Linked DNA regions of Mus musculus: region 2 is linked to region 1. Evidence: chromatin loops called from intact Hi-C (ENCODE). Cell type or tissue: left cerebral cortex. All regions are shown on one strand. Each heading gives the region's core, and the rest is flanking DNA. Links, peaks and the distances in the headings are about the cores only.

Region 1 (4,387 bases), core at 266-4,265:
AAAAAATAAAACAAACCTGACCCATATAATGGAACCAAAGCAGCACAAGCAAAAAATGTAAATTCCAGCCCCATCTCCATTTCAAGATGTAAAATACAAATACCAACCGCAAAGATCTTAAAAAAAACAAAAACAAAAAAAAAACTAACCTAAAATCACAGCCAATCATAGTCATCCTGGTGGGAAATCCCAACACTGCTCCAATAGCTTCCTGAAACTTCCTGACCAAGTTCTGGTCTACTGGTTTGTTCCTCTGAAGCACTAACACTCAGGTCAGGCTACTGAAGGACCTACAAAAAAAGATTGTGGAAAAGAAGTATATTATTCATTAGAATTGGGTAGTTAACCACTGTATCAATAGACACAATCAGTTATTTTTGAAGCAATAGCCCTTAAATGCCAACTTGCATTTTTAGAACCTGCTTTGAGCAGTAACTAAACACTCTGAAAAAGAACTGTATAGTGTTTCTAGTGACACTTAGACAATACCCCTGAAAACTGTTTTCAACTCAAACAAAATGATAGCATGTTTAACAAACTGACACTAAGGAAAACATATTTTATGAAAAGAAAAAGCTGTACACATTAAAATTATTTTTCACCTTCATAAGTGCTTTTTGGCCATACTGGGAGACAAACGATAAACATCCTGGAAATTCAGGTTGAACTTTGTCACTGAACCTTAGACAAAGTTTTTATTTGGTACTGCCACTCCTTCCTCTCTTCTCAGAGATCTACCTAGAATAAATTAAACCTTTTAGGTCATGCCTTGATCATCATTCCCAGATTTAGTATAATTCTAAAGGACAAGAGTTAGTGATTATTGCTTAACCCACTGTAAAAGGAATCAAGACAAGAGTCTCAAAATAAAGTGACCTGTCTTTCAATGAAAGAGGAAATTCATTTTCCTAAAGCACTTCCAACTCAAACCCTGAAGCTCAAAACGGAAATCCACAAATAGTTAATTATCAGATGTTACCCACTAAAATGTCAATGATAGTATACTTCTTGCAACTATATTCCTACTTGAACCCCATCACCCAACCAACATAATTAAGGAAAAAAACCACTCTAGTGTTGATCTAATAAAAATATAGTAGTAAGAAAAACTACTTCCGAGTAAAATGTTAGAAAATATAAAATGGCAAAAGCACAACAGGAGGTAGTTATCAAAGAGTCATCTGTGGTTGCCTTTGAGGGGGAAATGATGGTATTTAATTAGATCAACCTTCCTAATGTCTTGCATATAGGTATTATCCTACTTAAATAAAAAGACTGCCAAATATGCCCCCCATACTGACCCAACTTAGACAAAGTTTGTCTAAAAATGATAGAGGTAAAGAGAAATAAATGAGGTAAAGAGAAAGAAATAAAAACACTTGAAGCTTAAGTTCTCTTTAACACTGCAAACTGGCAATGGCATGAAATTTCAAGACTTTTGTGAGGTGAAGGACAGGACAGACTGTATTTGAAGGAGTGGCAAAAATGAGTAGGCAAGGGATGAGGCACTCCCTTCCAAAAGGTAGAACACTTGGGTGTGGTTCATGACCGAAACATAGCTGGTGGTCATTCCAAGAGAATGATTTTGCATTCAAAAGTCTTACACCAGTAGAAGCTTCAAATAGTGAGAACATATTCAAACATGAACCACTGATCATACAAAGTGGCTTATGAGGAAAAAATTAAAAGCAGACAGGAGCGAATAGGTATTATTCCTAAACATAGAAAAATACAGCTGAAGAAATAACAATTTTTAAAAACCTTACCAGGCTATAAAGGTAGAATATGGCACAAAAACATTTATCTACCAATACAGTTTCACATTAAAAAGGCACCCAAACTTTCTGAGGCAAATTTTCTACAAGGTAAGCATTACTACCCTCATTATATAAACAAACAAAATCTGAAAAGTAATTTGCCCAAGGTCATGAGTTCAATGTGAACTGGAAGCAAACACTAACTTTCTAAATCAGGCTGCTTCCTATGAATTGGAAATGTTGGCAGCATCTCCTCAATCTATGCAACACTGGTGCTAAATAAAAAGTAATTCAAATCATGTTATCTACAAAGGAAACACGTGATAGGGAATTAATTGTCTATAATAGAAGTGATTTGAGGAGAAAGGAAGTAAATTTAAATTTAAAAGGAGCGTGACTGTTTTAGGGGTAAAACTCCTGGAGGAAGGAAAAGGTACTGGGGGTCGACACCTTGCTAGGGGATTCAGCTCCTGGGGGTGGGAGGAAGAGCAGTTAAGAGAGAAATATAAGGATTAAGAAGTGAGACTTAGTTCTTAAATGTTGGTTAGCTGTAACAAAACAAAAAGATATACAGACCAGCAGACTACAGAAACATAGGCGGGAAAGGGGGCGGGTCCCAGAGCTTGTAGCGTGGAAGGGGTTGGAAAGGCAAAGTTTCACCTAGTGGGGGCACGAAGGAGACCACTAAGACTGCAATTATCCGACCACTGACCCGTTTATTGTTCTGCCCAAGTATGGTCTCAAAACATTCAAAGTTGAAGAAATCAGTACGCTGTCCCCGCGTCAGGGATAAACAAGCAAGAGGACCTAGGAAAATGGAAGGTTACTGCTGATCCATCCACAAAGATGGAGTAAATGCAGGGAATAAGATAAGCTCTTTTAACATCTGCGCCAAAAGCACCACGGAAGGACATGGGACAGGGTAGATGATTCAGGCTAGGCTCTAAATTAGGACTACAGAGGAGGAGTGATAGGATTTTTTTTAACTTCTCCCCTTAATAATGCATCCCGATATTCACGTAGCTGAGCGATTTGACAGGGAGACAGAATTTGGGAAAGGGAAGGTACTCTAATGACTCTACAGATTGACCTCTCAAACCTTAGCCCGAAAGCCGCGGGAGCAGGGAAGCAGAGCCCACCTCGGATCAAGAAAAACTAGGGGTTTCATATGGGTCGCTGCAAGGGCTGAGAAGCAGCAAGCGCGCAATAATTATGAGAACAATCTTAGGTGCGTCCCTCTCTCCCACTTTTTAATCTAATCCCCAGCCCACTACCCAATGAACTATGGACTCCCTCCCGCACTTCCCAACCCGCCCACTGCGACGACGAAAACAGAGGCGAAGAGCGATTGGTGGGGCAAAGGCAGGCCCACACGAGGCAGAGGCCGGGGGAAATGGTGTCGCTTTAACCGGTAAGAAACAGGATGGTCTTCAGCTCAGGAAGGATTTACCGGCACCACGACGTTTCGCCATTCGTCATCTCCTTAACGTCTGGTACCTGAGAAGCGTCACAAACGCGGATAGCTAACCCCTTGGTACCGTGTAAGAGCAAGACAGGCAGCCGCCGCCGCCGCCATCTTAACAGGCGGCCCGACCCTAGTCACTGCCCCCCCACCCCCAAGGTATCTCCGCCACCGCCGGCGAATCCCCACGAGGACGTAACCCTGCTCCCGCGAGAACTCACCGGCTAAGAACGGCAGCACCAGAAGACGCTGCTCGCGCCTCCGCAGCTCCTGCACTCAGTAGCCAACCTCGGCCGCCGCCTTCGCGTGATCCCAGGAGAACCTCCACCGGACCAGGAAAAACTGAGCCCAGCCCGTCCCAACCCTCGCTTGCCACCAAACCCCAAATCGCCACCGCTCCGCTCTCACCCCACGCGAAGCGAAAAGCAAATGACGCACAACCTCACGGAGCACTACGGGGCGGAGCCAGCATGCCGCCGCCGGCTCCCGCATGCGCCGTAGGAACTATCGCGATATTACGTTCAGCCTCGCCGAGACCTTCGTAATTCACCGCAGGAGACCGCCCGCGCCTCGCCTTTAGGAAACATGAGATCTCGCGAGACCAGGTGCACGCTCCTAAAAAGGAGAAAGGCGGAGCTTCGTGAAAATGACTGGGAGTTTTTTCGGGGAAAGGGAGGAAGCTCTCGTCCTTTAGGGATCTCGCTTACCACGAGGTTTCCGACCCACTGCGGAGCTTGCTACCAAACCTCGCGATGACACAGCTCAGCGCCAAATCTCGGCCATGTCTTGAAAACTACCTCCGCCCCCGATTTAGGTGTCTGGAGCCTGCCTAGTGCTTAAAAAGTCAACCTGTTTATTCTCACGCTTCCAGCAGGGCTGTACCAATTAGCCAAACTCCATTCCGAAAGCGAAAAGAATGGGTTCCCATTGTTACCTGCCTCGAGGAATAACGTGCTAGTCTTAACTAACGCATAAAAGATGTTCAATTTACAATAAACACACAAATGCAAATGGAAACAATGACACACCAGTTTTTGTGCTCAAAACATGGGGGGAAAAATCTAAAGACCTCTAATATCCATACTTCTTCCTTCGCCGCACTGCAGGCTAACCTGAATCCATCTTTTCACTAAAAGCTCATATCATTAGTTCTACCTCCGGAGTCACC
Region 2 (4,387 bases), core at 186-4,185, 460 kb after region 1:
CGACTAACATCTGTTTTATTTGCCATGGGGTTGAAAACAGATATAGGGGAGGGAATGTCAACTGGAAAATGAAGAAAAAACATATTTCAGTTTGAGGGGGATGATAGCAAGAGAAACATGAAGCCCGGAGGAATTTTGAGTCAATTCTGCTAGAACCAACAGGTAGGCCAATTGTGTGAGTAAAGGGGGTTACGGGGATGGCATGGCTAGAGATACAATCATGTAGGTAAGGGAATTAATAGGCCATATGACGGGGGCACGAGGGGATAAAATGGTCGCCAGTAAGTTAGCTGACTGAGTGGGTGGCAGGTAGGTCGGTGAATGGTTAGGTGTTTAGTCTGGAAGGAACAGGTGTGGGGCATTTCATTTAAAAATCTAACCCCTCCCTCACCTTGACCCGGAAGCGGATGAGTGCTAGCCTCACGCAGTGGCTCAGACAGGCAGGTGGCAGGAACCAGGCCCGCGGTGGAGGGGTGCCCTTGTTGCCCACGTGTCCCACGATCAGTTGCGCAGTCTGCCGCTCCGCCTGGCACCGACGGCCCCACTCGGCCAGTCGGTCCTTCCCCAGGCCCCCAGGGAACATGACCACCAGCTCCAGGCCGTCTCCGCCCGGATAGGCACAAGCCTGGCACAGCGCTGACAAGTAGCCCAGCATGGCATTCCACTGGCCGCCACAAACCCAATCCGTCTGGTAGCCACCATAGAGCCGCGGCAGCGCCGAGCCCGCGTCTACCAATACCCGAGCCCCAGGCAGCGGAGGGGGCGGCGGCGGATGCAGCCCTGGCGGCGCTTGGCCATGGTGGTGGAAATGGTGAGCAGGGTGATGGTGCCGAGACGGCCCCGCGCCCCCGGAGTAAGCACCAAAGGCAGCGGGCGGGAGCGGCGGCGGCGGCAGAGGAGCAGAGCCCCTGGTGATGCGTGGAGCCCCTGGCGCTAGGGCTGCTGGCGGCAGCTGGCGGTGCAGGTGCTGCTGCTGCTGCTGGCGCGAGACGGTGCGCGCGAGTTTGAGGAGGTCCACAGGCACCACAGCCCCGGGACAGCGCTTCTCCAGGAACTCTTGGAAGCCCTGGACGCCCATGCTTCCTCCGTGGGTAGAAGGAACAGCGGCTGCGCAAGCGGGCCAGTCGGCGATCCCCGCGCGAAGCTGGAGGCGGGCGCGTGCGCACTCCGCGGGGGGTAGGGGCGAGGGGGGCGGAGAGAGGGTTTGAGAACGGGAGGGGCGAGGGAACGTGGGCGGGGAGGGGAGGAGACCACAGACTGGGTGCGGGTGGAGAGCAGAGGTGAGGCTGACCAGACTCAGAAGAGGCTGGGAAGATAAAAGCGATGACAAAGTCGTAGTCACTCCTCTTTTCCCGTTCCCCTCCGCTGCTCTTCTTCACTGCTTCAAAGGGGGTGAAGCCTCTGCCTTCCACCTCCGGGAGCCATGTTGCCTCGTCTTCTCTGTGATACTCGCTTTCTAGCTGGGGGAGGGGTACAGGGGCGGGGCGGATGAGCATCCTGGGAGTTGTAGTCTTTTCCCGGATGGCCTCAGGATGCAGTCTTAGAACCAGAGGATCACACCTGTCAGGCCTTGATGCTCATAGTGTCAGAAGAAGCGGGCCAAGAAAATGTGTGTATAGGATTTGTACCAGAACTCCTAGTATCCAACCGAGTTGCCTCAGGATATTATACCACCATGCCCAGGGAAAGAAATGGAGATGATGCATCATGGGAAAGGAAGTACTGTGGATTAGTAGAATTTGGCTAAAGTGAGCTAAAGTTCCCTGAAAGGGAGAAATTTCCCTTCCATTGAAAAGATGATATGCACAACTTTTAACGAAAGGAGAAGAACACATATGATACATAAAAACCGCTAACATCTACTGTCATACTTTGAAGAGTTATCCACCTTACAAATGGTAAAACATTTACTTAAGACAATGAATGCATAGACAAAATGAAATTGCCTATAATTTGCCTCAGGATCTCTGGTCAGGGAGATTAAACACCCACTCAAATTCAACTACAACTTGGACCTTATTGGTACTCACTAAGCTATGCCATATGGTTAGGGGATTTTTTTTGTTTTCCAACCTACTAAATGTGTCCATGTGGGAACAATTCAAAATAGCTGCAAAGGTTCTAATTTGATCACAGTCTTTTGAAAAGTACATTTCAGCATGCTTCTCCAATGAAATCCATGTAGAGTCTGTCTTCTGTCAAGTTTTAGGGCCCATTACTTCAGCCAGACTACAGCAGAAAACAAGATCTGCATGCAGAGTAGTTGTATCTATCTGGCTTGGAATTTACAGAACATAAAAGAGCAGAACCCCAGGAATGACATCAGAATGGTTTGATAGGATGAAACCAAAAACAGGTTGCAAATTCCAAACCGGGTTTGTCATAAGAGTAGTAGATCCAGAATAGCAGGGATGGGAGACAACATGAAAGGCAAGGGAGAGGGAGGTGGGGGGTGTATAGGGGACTTTCGGGATAGTATTTGAAATGTAAATGAAGAAAATAGCTAATAAAAATTGTTTTTGAAAAAAAAGGGAAAGGCAATAGCTTGAAGGCATGAAAGATGAAGAGAATAGATGTTTTTAGTAAACTGTGCTTACTAGAGAGTTTGTCCAGCATCCCTTTCCTAAAAATTAGCCTTCTCATTGTTAACTTGATAAGATTACTGCAAAAACTGTTGTCTTAGGCATGATGGTATGTGCCTGCAATCTTAGTACTCAGGAAGTTGACATGGGACAGTCACCTTAAGTTCTAGGCCAGCCTAGGCTACCCAGTGATTTCAAAGAACCAAGGAAGTAAATAAATCCTATCATGTTCACATTTGCTTGTAATGCCATATTTTAACTGAGTGTGTTGGCTTACATCTATAAACCCAGCATTCAGAAGGTCAAGGCAGGAGGATTGCCACAACTTTGAAATTATTATTTTCCAGGTCAGCCTGAGATAAGAACTAAACAAAACAAACAGTAAAGAAAAAAATTAAGTCCCAACAACAACAAAAATAATTGGATCATAAGCCACTTAATGAAACTGTTAGCCACAAGTGAGATACCTTTAGATGAAAACCCTTTATTATTCTACCTTCAAATCATCCTTTCTGGGTCGGTGAGATGGCTCTCTGGTTAAAATGCTTGCTTTGCAAGCATGAGGACCTGGATTCAATTCTCAAAGACCACACCAAAAAGCCAGGCTCAATGTAGTGCATTTGTAATCCCAGGGCTGGGGAAGTAGAGCCAAGTGGATTTCTGGGACCCAGTGGCCAAGCAACCTAGTCTAATTGGTGAGTTCCAGGCCAATAAGAGACAATGCCTTAAAAACTGAGGTGGAAGATTCCTGAAGAATGATATGCAAATTTTGTCCCCTGGCTTTCATGGGCATACATATGAGCACACCAAGACACACAAGTGTACCTGTGCACACTTACAAAATGTCCTTTCCATTATTTTCAGCTATGATACAAGCGAGATTTCACAGATGTACTCTTCTTCCCCGTTTTAATGGTAACAGCCTGTGAACTTCAGCTAAGTATATCTAAAATTTGTATCTTACCCTCTTAAATATGGTCTTATAAACAGCATACTTGGGACTGTGCAAGGCTTATCCAATCCCAGCTTCTTGGTACATCTATCTGTCATTTCTCCATTCTCCATTGCCCTGGTCAAGGCAATCCCAAAGCCATGCTGATTGAGACACTCAGGGATCCCTTAACTGCTTTAAGTAATAGATCTTTCTCCACTCTTTCATGTCTTGGCTGTGCTTGTTTTAACCTTTTGCATTCACCAAGATGTGAGCTCATTACATTTGGTTACAAAGAGAATAAACAGTCAGAAATGAGGTGTGGCAAATTACAAGCCCAAAATACACGGAACTGATACAGGTGGAATCTTCTAGCATCCATTGATGGGAAGGGAGTTGACACTTTTTGTAAGATATGGCAGTGAACCAGTTAATTACAGTTCCTGGAACTCAAAAGAAAAGCCCTGGAGCTGGGTGTGGAGTTCAGTGGTAGAATCCTTCCCCAGCTTCTATTCCTCAGGACCACAAACAAACAAAAACAAACTGAGCTTTGATTGCTGCAGGCACAAATCCCTTGGTCCTGCTGACTTGCAGCAAAAATGTCAGACCCACTTCAAGGATTTCACTGATTAAGAAACTGGCACCAGCAAATTATTCACACATGTATAAGGAGTAGTAACTCCTCATGGCATCAACTTTGCCAGAAGTGCTGATTTCCCATAACTGAATCCAACTAGATGTTAAGAAGCAAGTGAACATCCATCCCCAAGGCGGATCAGGACGGAGGTGGGGAAGGTTTCACAGTAGTAAGCTCAGCTCAGCTTACTATCTCCTACTGGATCTCTGATCGAGAGGATCTTGAACAGAATGACAG

What was found. A loop is a pair of places that touch in the nucleus more often than their neighbours do. Peaks named below come from ENCODE experiments on the same cell type or tissue, not always from the same donor. Only the 100,000 strongest peaks of a DNase experiment are listed, where the experiment ranks them.
Region 2: it touches region 1 in a loop (6-fold over the local background); 1 of 42 quality-filtered maps calls a loop at or near these places.

The regions. Positions count from the first base shown.
Region 1 is chrX:151,802,623-151,807,009 of GRCm38, reverse strand. Huwe1 (HECT, UBA and WWE domain containing 1) reads right to left here and starts at 3,728. Exons shown (of 83, transcript NM_021523.4): 1 at 3,441-3,728; 2 at 150-290. In left cerebral cortex, for the core only: CTCF peaks have their summits at 2,174, 3,054 and 4,123; DNase peaks (open chromatin) are centred at 2,680, 3,136 and 3,833; H3K4me3 peaks cover 2,190 bases; H3K27ac peaks cover 1,374 bases.
Region 2 is chrX:151,340,941-151,345,327 of GRCm38, reverse strand. It overlaps Fam120c (family with sequence similarity 120, member C), which reads right to left and starts at 1,105. Exons shown (of 16, transcript NM_198105.2): 1 at 392-1,105. The coding sequence starts at 1,078. A230072E10Rik (RIKEN cDNA A230072E10 gene) reads left to right here and starts at 3,449. Exons shown (of 3, transcript NR_015600.3): 1 at 3,449-4,387. In left cerebral cortex, for the core only: no CTCF peak of the experiment used is centred there; DNase peaks (open chromatin) are centred at 501, 1,175, 1,437 and 2,031; H3K4me3 peaks cover 1,690 bases; H3K27ac peaks cover 1,226 bases.